2 separate regions of the Homo sapiens genome follow, and region 2 is linked to region 1. The links are chromatin contacts, found by Hi-C or POLR2A ChIA-PET in ENCODE. All regions are on one chromosome and are shown on one strand. Each heading gives the region's core, a stretch centred on a gene start or an enhancer-like site at or near the end of the contact. The rest is flanking DNA. Distances are from core to core; before and after follow the strand shown. Region 1 has its middle 8.6 kb from the start of TOR4A. Region 2 overlaps PNPLA7 (patatin like domain 7, lysophospholipase).

Evidence for each region. Hi-C counts contacts between places; a loop is a spot of excess contacts on that map. ChIA-PET counts read pairs that join two places held with the same protein, here RNA polymerase II (POLR2A). Pooled maps may share reads with other maps.
Region 2: a pooled map shows a loop between it and region 1 (2.2-fold over the local background). The contact joins two enhancer-like sites. A Hi-C loop is called at or near these places in 1 of 50 pooled maps. POLR2A ChIA-PET finds 5 or more read pairs at or near these places in 3 of 52 experiments (MCF 10A, RWPE1 and endothelial cell of umbilical vein).

Annotation. Positions count from the first base shown.
Region 1 is chr9:137,284,039-137,288,599 of GRCh38, reverse strand. No RefSeq gene overlaps it. Among named protein-coding and RNA genes, the nearest start is that of TOR4A, 8.6 kb to the right of the region's middle. RefSeq lists an enhancer at 1,381-1,430 and a silencer at 1,731-1,830. Within about 2 kb of position 1,944, at least 2 of the 41 ENCODE cell types and tissues checked have a DNase peak (open chromatin) inside an H3K27ac peak, as active enhancers do.
Region 2 is chr9:137,480,023-137,484,583 of GRCh38, reverse strand. PNPLA7 (patatin like domain 7, lysophospholipase) reads left to right here. Exons shown (of 35, transcript NM_001098537.3): 22 at 3,561-3,624; 23 at 4,104-4,272. Among named protein-coding and RNA genes, the nearest start is that of NSMF, 23 kb to the right of the region's middle. RefSeq lists an enhancer at 296-1,495. Within about 2 kb of position 2,292, at least 9 of the 41 ENCODE cell types and tissues checked have a DNase peak (open chromatin) inside an H3K27ac peak, as active enhancers do.

The DNA.
Region 1 (4,561 bases), core at 695-3,194:
CAGTAGGGGCGGCCGGGCAGAGGCGCCCCTCACCTCCCGGACGGGGCGGCTGGCCGGGCAGGGGGGCTGACCCCCCCCACCTCCCTCCCGGACGGGGCGGCTGGCCGGGCAGAGGGGCTCCTCACTTCCCAGTAGGGGCGGCCGGGCAGAGGCGCCCCTCACCTCCCGGACGGGGCGGCTGGCCGGGCGGGGGGCCGACCCCCCCACCTCCCTCCCGGACGGGGCGGCTGGCCGGGCAGAGGGGCTCCTCACTTCCCAGTAGGGGCGGCCGGGCAGAGGCGCTTTTTCTTTCCTTTTCTATTTTTTTATTATTTTATTTTATTTTATTTTTTGAGAGTGAATCTCATTCTGTCGCCCAGGCTGGAGTGCAGTGGCGCGATCTCGGCTCACTGCAAGCTCCGCCTCCCGGATTCACACCATTCTCCTGCCTCAGCCTCCCAAGTAGCTGGGACTACAGGCACCTGCCACCAGGCCTGGCTAATTTTTTGTATTTTTAGTAGAGATGGGGCTTCACCATGTTAGCCAGGTTGGTCTTGATCTCCTGACCTCGTGATCTGCCCGCCTCGGCCTCCCAAAGTGCTGGGATTACAGGCGTGAGCCACCGTGCCTGGCCCAAATATTCTCTTCTTGTAAGGACACCAGTCACATTGCATCCTGATCCACAGTACTCATTTCAGCCTTAAAAAGGAATGGGCGGCTGGGCGCCGTGGCTCACACCTGTAATCCCAGCACTTTGGGAGGTCAAGGTGGGTGGATCATTTGAGCTCAGGAGTTCGAGACCAGCCTGGGCAATGTGGCAAAGCCCCATTTCTATAAAAAATACAAAAATTAAGCAAGCATGGTGGTGCACACCTGTGGCCCCAGCTGCTTGGGATGCTGAGCTGGGAGGATCACTTGAGCCCAGGAGTGCAAGGCTGCAGTGAGCTATGACTCTACCACTGTACTCTAGCCTGGGTGACAGAGTAAGACCCTGTCTCAAAAAAATAAAAATTTTAAAAAAAGAAAAGAGGCTGGGCTCGGTGGCTTACACCTGTAATCCCAGCACTTTGGGAGGCCGACACAGGTGGATCACCTGAGGTCAAGAGTTGGAGACCAGCCTGGGCAACATGATGAAACCCTGTCTCTACTAAAACTACAAAAGTTAGCCAGGTAAGCTACTCGGGAGGCTGAAGCAGAAGCATCACTTGAACCCGGGAGGCAGAGGTTGCAGTGAGCCGAGATCACGCCACTGCACTCCAGTCTGGGCAACAAGAGCGAAACTCCGTCTTGAAAAAAAAAATAAGAAAAACTACGACGCTCTACGCTCATCCTCAGAGGCAGAAGGGCAGAAATCACCAGCTCACACCCCCGGGCAATGGCCACGTGCTGGAGCGCCTTCCATCCCCGTTCCCTTTCCAGCCTCCAGAAACTCCACGAGGTCCTGGACATGAGTCTGCATCTCTTGGGAGGTGCTGAGTGGGTGTCTCTCCCTGAGCTGCACTGACACCTGCTGGAGGCTCTGACGGCCTCAGTCCACGAAGGCCCATGGCAGGGACTGCTCCTTGTAGCTCATCCATCACCAGCTCCACACAGTCAAAGACCTTCTCCTGGGTCAGGTGCAGTGGCTCACGCCTGTAATCTCAGCACTTTGGGAGGCCAAGGCAGGCGGATCACCTGAGGTCAGGAGTTCAAGACCAGCCTGACCAACATGGTGAAACCCCATCTCTACTAAAAATACAAAGTTAGCCAGGTGTGGTGGCACATGCTGCAATCTCAGCTACTTGGAAGGCTGAGACAGGAGAATAGTGTGAACTCAGAAGGCGGTTACAGTGAGCCGAGATCGCACCACTGCACTCCAGCCTGGGCGACAGAGCGAGACTCCGTCTCAAAAAAAAAAAAAAAAAGAACACAGTCTGGGCCAGGTGTGGTGGCTCAAGCCTGTAGTCCCAGCACTTTGAGAAGCCAAAGCAGGAGGATCCCTTGAGCCCAGGAGTTTGAGACTAGCTTGGGCAACATAGTGAAACCTCATCTGTACAAAAAATGAACAAAATTAGCTGGGCGTGGTGACATGCACCTGTAGTCCCAGCTACTCGGGAGGCTGAGGCAGGAGGATTGCTTGAGCCTGTTGCTATGTGCTTGAGCAATGTGCTATGATCATGCCATTACACTCCAGCCTGGGCAACCGAGTGAAACTCTGTCTGGAAAAAAAAAAGTATACTGTAGTTTCACTTCAACTTCAGAAATTCTGACTTTGGTTGATCCTCTGAACATGTAATCGCAGACACTCAACCTGATAGTGCAACAAAAACTGATCCCAAGCCTGAGGCTCTGAAGAAACCTCTGCTATGGATTCCTTCATCTCAACCACAGGTATTGCCAGAAACAAATCTGATGCTTTTTCTTTTGGGTATTCAAAACATTTTTGTAGATTTTCATTGCTTTCCATTCTGTCTACAAAATGTTTCAAATCTTCAGAAAGAGAAGATACATTGGCTTTAAAACTTTCAAGGTGAAGCCAGGTGCGGTGGCTCACGCCTGTAATCCCAGCACTTTGAGAGGCCGAGGCAAGAGGATTGCTTGATCTCAGGAGTTCGAGACCAGCCTGGCCAACATATAGTGAAACCCCGTCTCTACTAAAAAAATACAAAAATTAGGCCGGGTGCAGTGGCTCACACCTGTAATCCCAGCACTTTGGGAGGCCAAGGTGGTGGATCACCTGAGATCAGGAGTTTGAGACCAGCCTGGCCAACATGGAGAAATCCTGTCTCTACTAAAACTACAAAAATTAGCTGGGCGTGGTGGCACATGCCTGTAATCCCAGCTACTCAGGAGGCTGAGGCAGGAGAATTGCCTGAACCCAGGAGGCAGAGGTTGCCGTGATCTGAGATTGCACCACTGCACTCCAACCTGGGAAACAGATTGAGATTCATCTCTCAAAAAAAATTTAAAAAAAAAACTTTCAAGATGGAAAACAATTTTTTATATATAATAAAGAATTGAAAGACAAAAAAAAAAAGAACCAAATGGAAATGGAAAGTTTGGAGTTAAAAAGCACAAAAACTGAAATGAGAAATCCACTAAAGAGGTTGAGCAACAGATTTTTTTTTTTTTTTTTTGAGATAAGTCTCGCTCTGTCTCCCAGGCTGGAGTGCAATGGCTCAATCTCGGCTCACTGCAACCTCTGCCTCCTGGATTCAAGTGATTCTCCTGCCTCAGCCTCCCGGGCAGCTGGAATTGTATGTGCTCGCCATGCAATTTGAGACTAGATCAATAGAAACTACCCAATGTGGGGCCGGACACGGTGGCTCATGCCTGTAATCCCAGCACTTTGGGAGGCCGAGGAGGGCGGATCATGAGGTCAGGAGATCGAGACCATCCTGGCTAACATGGTGAAACCCCGTCTCTACTAAAAAAATGCAAAAAAAAAAATTAGCCAGTCATGGTGGCAGGCGCCTGTAATCCCAGCTACTAAGGAGGCTGAGGCAGAATGGCGAGAACCCGGGAGGCGGAGCTTGCAGTGAGCCAAGATTGCGCCACTGCACTTCCAGCCTGGATGACAGAGCAAGACTCCATCTCAAAAAAAAAAAATGCAAAAAACTAGCCAGGCGTGGTGATGGGCGCCTGTAGTCCCAGCTACTTGGGAGGCTGAGGCAGGAGAATGGCATGAACCCAGGAGGCGGAGCTTGCAGTGAGCAGAGATCGCGCCACTGCACTCCAGCCTGGGCAACAGAGCGAGACTCTGTCTCAAAAAAAAAAAAAAAAACAAAAATTACCAGGACATGGTGGCACACGCCTCTGGTCCCAGCTACTCAGGAGGCCAAGGCAGGAGAATCGCTTGAACCTGGGAGTTTAAGGCTGCAGTGAGCCAAGATTGCACCACTAGCTGAGATTGCACCACTGCCCTCCAGCCTAGGTGACAGAGTGAGACCCTGTCTCAAACAAACAAACCAAAAAAAAAAAAAAAAGCTTTATTTCAAAAAGTTTGCCTAGGGCCAGGCATGGTGGCTCACGCCTGTAATCCCAGCACTTTGGGAGGTCTAGGCTGGAGGATCACTGTAAGTGGGGAGTTTGAGACCAGCCTGTCCAATATGGTATAACCCTGTCTCTACTAAAAATACAAAAATTAGCTGAGCATGTTGGTGCGTGCCTGCAATCCCAGCTACTCGGGAGACTGAGGCAGGAGAATTGCTTGAACCCAGGAGGTGGAAGTTGCAATGAGCCGAGATCATCGCACCATTGCACTCCAGCCTAGACAACAAGAGTGAAACTCCGTCTCAAAACAAAACAAAACAAAAAATTAGCTGGGCATGGTGGCACACACCTGTAGTCCCAGGTACTAGGGAGGCTACAGCAGGAGAATCCCTTGAACCCAGGAGGCAGAGGTTGCAGTGAGCCAAGATCGAGCCACTGCACTCCAGCCTGGGCGATAGAGCAAGACTGTCTCAAAAAAAAAAAATCAATAAAATTAGACAATTTAGATGAAATGGACAAATTCCTAGAAGTTCCAAGAAAGACACAAATTACCAAAACTGACTCAGGGACTTTGCAGATGTAGGTAAGTGTGGACCTTGGATGGGAAGAT
Region 2 (4,561 bases), core at 1,043-3,542, 200 kb before region 1:
AGCCTGAGCCTCCCAGCCTCCAGCCATCCTTGGGTTCTGGGCCTGGTGGAGGGCGCCTGCCGGCTGCCCTCTGTCTTCGAGGGGACGCGGCGGTGGGTGGGCAGGGCTCAGTTGGGGTCAGTGTTCGGTAGTGTTTCCAAATTGCTGGCAGCTGTTAAATTTGGGGATTCAAGGGCAAGGAATTGAATTTCCTGAGAACTCTCAAAATTCTAAGTTATTCTATATTCTTTGCAACATTTTATTTACAAGTTTTCATGTGATGATAGGGACCATGATGATAGACAGGAAGTCAGTTTTCTGTGGGTTTAAGGTTATGCTAAAAATTTCAGTGTTGTCTTGGCAAAATAATGCAATAATAATGAATGCGGTCGGGCGCGGTGGCTCATGCTTGTAATCCCAGCACTTTGGGAGGCCGAGGTCAGGAGTTCAAGACCAGCCTGGCCAACATGGTAAAACTCCATCTCTACTAGAAATACGAAAATTAGCTGGGCGTGGTGGTGCGCATCTGTAATCCCAGCTACTGGGGAGGCTGAGTCAGGAGAATCGCTTGAACCCGGGAGATAGAGGTTGCAGTGAGCCAAGATCACACACCATTGCACTCCAGCCTGGGCGACAGAGCAAGATTCTGTCTCAAATAATAATAATAATAAATGCAATGAATGTTGTATAATTATTATAAAACAATATATTGTGACAAGAGTATTTCAGAACCATGTGAAAATGCTCCCTCCTGATACAGACATTTGGTAATAGAAAACAATACATTCAAAAAATTTATAATATAGAAAGATGCTACTATAAACATCGAATACTTATAAGTTATTCTCAGCCACGTGCGGTGGCTCATGCCTGTAATCCCAGCACTTTGGGAGGCCGAGGCGGGTGGATCACTTGAGGTCAGGAGTTCTAGACAAGCCTGGCCAACATGGTGAAACCCCGTTTCTACTAAAAATACAAAAATTAGCTGGGCGTGGTGGTGGAAATGCCTGTAATCCCAGCTATGTGGGAGGCTGAGGCAGGAGAATCGCTTGAACCCAGGAGGTAGAGGTTGCAGTGAGCCTAGATCGCACCACTGCACTCCAGCGTGGGTGACAGAGCAAGACTCTATCTCAAAAATAAATAAATGAAAGTTACTCTCAAAACAAAATTTTAAAACACATAAAGCATGGATTGCCTTGTCTGATGGCCTTGACCGTCGTTACATGACACATATTCCCAGTATATGCAGAAAATCTTACTCATTTCCGGTGACATCAGTCAGAGTATTCCAGGTATGTCCAAAAACATCTTCGAGTTGTACGGTGGAGCTGTCCCGCGTCACATAAACTAGTTCCCTTTAGAAACATCTTCGAGTTGTGCGGTGGAGCTGTCCCACGTCACATAAATTAGTTCCCTTTAAAAAACACTTTTTAAGCCAGGCGTGGTGGCTCACGCCTGTAATCCCAGCACTTGGGGAGGCTGAGGTGGGAGGATCACTTGAGGTCAGGAGTTCGAGACCGGCCTAGCCAATATGTTGAAACCCCGTCTCACTAAAAACACAAAAATTAGCCAGGCTTGTTGGCAGGCTCCTGTAGTCCCAGCTACCAGGGAGGCTGAGGCAGGAGAATCGCTTGACCCCGGGAAGTGGAGGTTGCAGTGAGCTGAGATGGTGCCACTGCACTCCAGCCTGGGCAACAGAGTAAGACTCCGTGTCAAAACAAAAACAAACAAAAAACCCACTTTATTTTGAAATAATTATAGGATCGGAGAAATTGTGGAATAGTAAAGAGAGACCCCATGTGCCCTTCGCCAGGGCTCCTTCACGGGCAGCGCCTTAGGGGGTAACATCGAGGCCGGGACGTTGGCGTTTACGCCATCTGTAGACCCCTTGGGCCCCAGCAGCCCGTCCGTGCCCTCCTGGGTGTGTGTGGTGCAGTGTGGTGTGGGTGCCGTTTCTGTGACCTGCACCACACGGGGCCACTCTGTCACGGAGGAGACCCTGCAGGTGGCTGCCATGTTGTCACCCAGCACCCCGGCTTGCCGGCAGCCCTGGATCTGTTCTCGATCTCTATAATTTTGTCATTCTGAGAAAGTGATGGAAATGGAACCACACGGTGTAGCCTCTGCAGACGGCCTTCTCCCACTCAGTCACGTGCACGCAAAGTTCCTCCTGGCCTTTTCCTGGCCTGGAGCTCAGTTCTTTTTGGTGCTGAGTCATCGTCCGCTGCCTGGACGCACCACAGTTGATCTGTTCATCTACTGGAGGGCATTTGGCTGCTTCCAGGATTTGGCAATTATGAGTGAAGCTGCTGTAAACACCTGTGTGCGTGCTTCTGTGTGGACAGAGGTTTTCAGTTCCTTTGGGTAAACACCAAGGAGCATGATTGCTGGATCCTGTGGTCGGAGTATGTTTAGTTGTAGAAGAAACCACCAAGCTGACTTCCAGTGAGGCTGCACCAGGCTGCAGTCCCACAGCAGTGAGCAGGTTTCGGCTGCTGCACATCGCACCAGCATTGGGCTGGATTTTCAGCTCAGAGCTGTCTCTTGAGCCCAGGGGGCATTCTAGTTCAGTTGTAAGAGGGGCCCTTATTTTGTGTGCCTCTAAGAAACAAATGTTGCTAGTTAAGGCACGAGACACATTGATCTGATCTCTAGTTGTTGTTTTTTCTGAGATGGAGTCTTGCTCTGTTGTCCAGGCTGGAGTGCAGTGGCGCGATCTCAGCTCACTGCAAGCTCCACCTCCCGAGTTCATGCCATTCTCCTGCCTCAGCCTCCCAAGTAGCTGGGACTACAGGCGCCCGCCACCACACCCAGCTAAGTTTTGTATTTTTAGTAGAGATGGAGTTTCACCGGATCTCCTGACCTCGTGATCCCTTGGCCTCCCAAAGTGCTGGGATTACAGGCGTGAGCCACCGCGCCCAGCCGATCTCTAGCTTTTAATTAGAATTAGACCTCCCTGCTTCCCACACATGGGGCTCTGGGTCCTTTCCCACCCGGCACTGCCAAGCAGCACCCCCTCAGGCTGAGCCCCTCATCTTAGCTTCTCCCCTGAGCCTCTGGTGGCTGTGATGCCAGGGCTGACACTGGCGCCCCTGGTTGAGAAGGGCCCTGACAGCCGTGCCCATGTGGAAGATGCATACGAACAGGCATGTCAACACTGGGGACCCTGGCCTCTTGGCGTCTGGCACCTCGATGATCTGGGTTTTGGAAATTACGTTATCTCCCATCGCACAGCCTTCCCTGCCCTGCACACGTGGCAGGACACAGAGATTCCACTGCTGCTCGTGCTGGAGGGGACCGAGGCTCAGAGAGGCTACCCGAGGCCTCCTTCAGGGCAGATGGGAGGTAGCATCAGGCCACAGGCCCTTCCCCACTGGCAGGTGAAGAAGGCTTGGCAGTTGTGCTCAAGGGGAGCAGACCTTGGGGTTGGGGAGTGGACTCTCACTGCCTTCCTCCTCCTTGGTGCCTGGCTGGGCGTCGGTGCCTGGCTCGGCGTCGGTACCTTGCTGGGTGTCGGTGCCTTGTTGGCGTTGGAGGTGGGCTGCCCAGGCAGGCTCCGTTACTGGTGGTGGTGTTTTCAGGCCCGACCCTGCTGCTGACTAGTGACAACATAAAACGGCGCCTTGGCTCCGCTGCCCTGGACAGGTGCGTGCCGCCAGCCCCGACTCCTTCCTCCCAGCCGGCCCAACGCAGCCCTGAGATGTGTCCCCACTGTGTCCACATCCAGCATCTGCACTGCAGCGTGCTCCTCGTCCAGCACACTGTGGTGTGAGGGCTGATGACGTGACTCCCTTCACTGGACACACTGGGCAGCGCTGACCTGCTGGGCACTGTCAGGCCTCCCAGGGGACCCCAGCCCCCGCTTCCCGCCTGGGCAGCCCCGGGTCTCACTCTCCCCAGCCTGCCCCTCAACGAGCCTCAGCCTCTGGGCTTAACTGCAGCCTCTGCGTGACTGCCTAGGCCCTGAATAACTCACTGCGAACTAGCGATGGCAGGAAGTGCTGGGCAGGGAGGGGAAGGGGCAGCGGCTGGTGCTGGCCTCTGCTGCCTCTTTGCCCCGGGGACATGTGCTAAGAGTGCCAGGCCCCTGCGGAGTAGTGAGGTACTCCCTCTGCGTGCTGCAGTGTTCACGAGTACCGGCTGTCCAGCTGGCTGGGGCAGCAGGAGGACACCCACAGGATCGTGCTCTACCAGGCAGATGGCACGCTCACACCCTGGACCCAGCGCTGCGTGCGCCAGGCCGACTGCATCCTCATCGTGGGCCTGGGTGACCAGGAGCCCACAGTGGGCGAGGTGAGCACGGGGAGGGCCGGTGGAGCTGGGGAGAGCCCTCTCTTCAGAACCTCCTGTTTCTCTTTTCCTTTGAGTAAAATACTGCACAAACTCAGAAAAAGACAGATGATAAGAGCCAACACTCAGATATCTGCTACCCATGTTTTAAAAACACGGTGCTGTATTGACCTCCAGGGGTTCTAGCACGGAGCAGGGCAGGTGCCCCACGTGGCCTCTTGTGAAGCCGCAGCCTCCGGCCGCCTTTCGCACTTTTACAGCAGGTGCGGGAAGCCTTTTCCAGGACTAACCT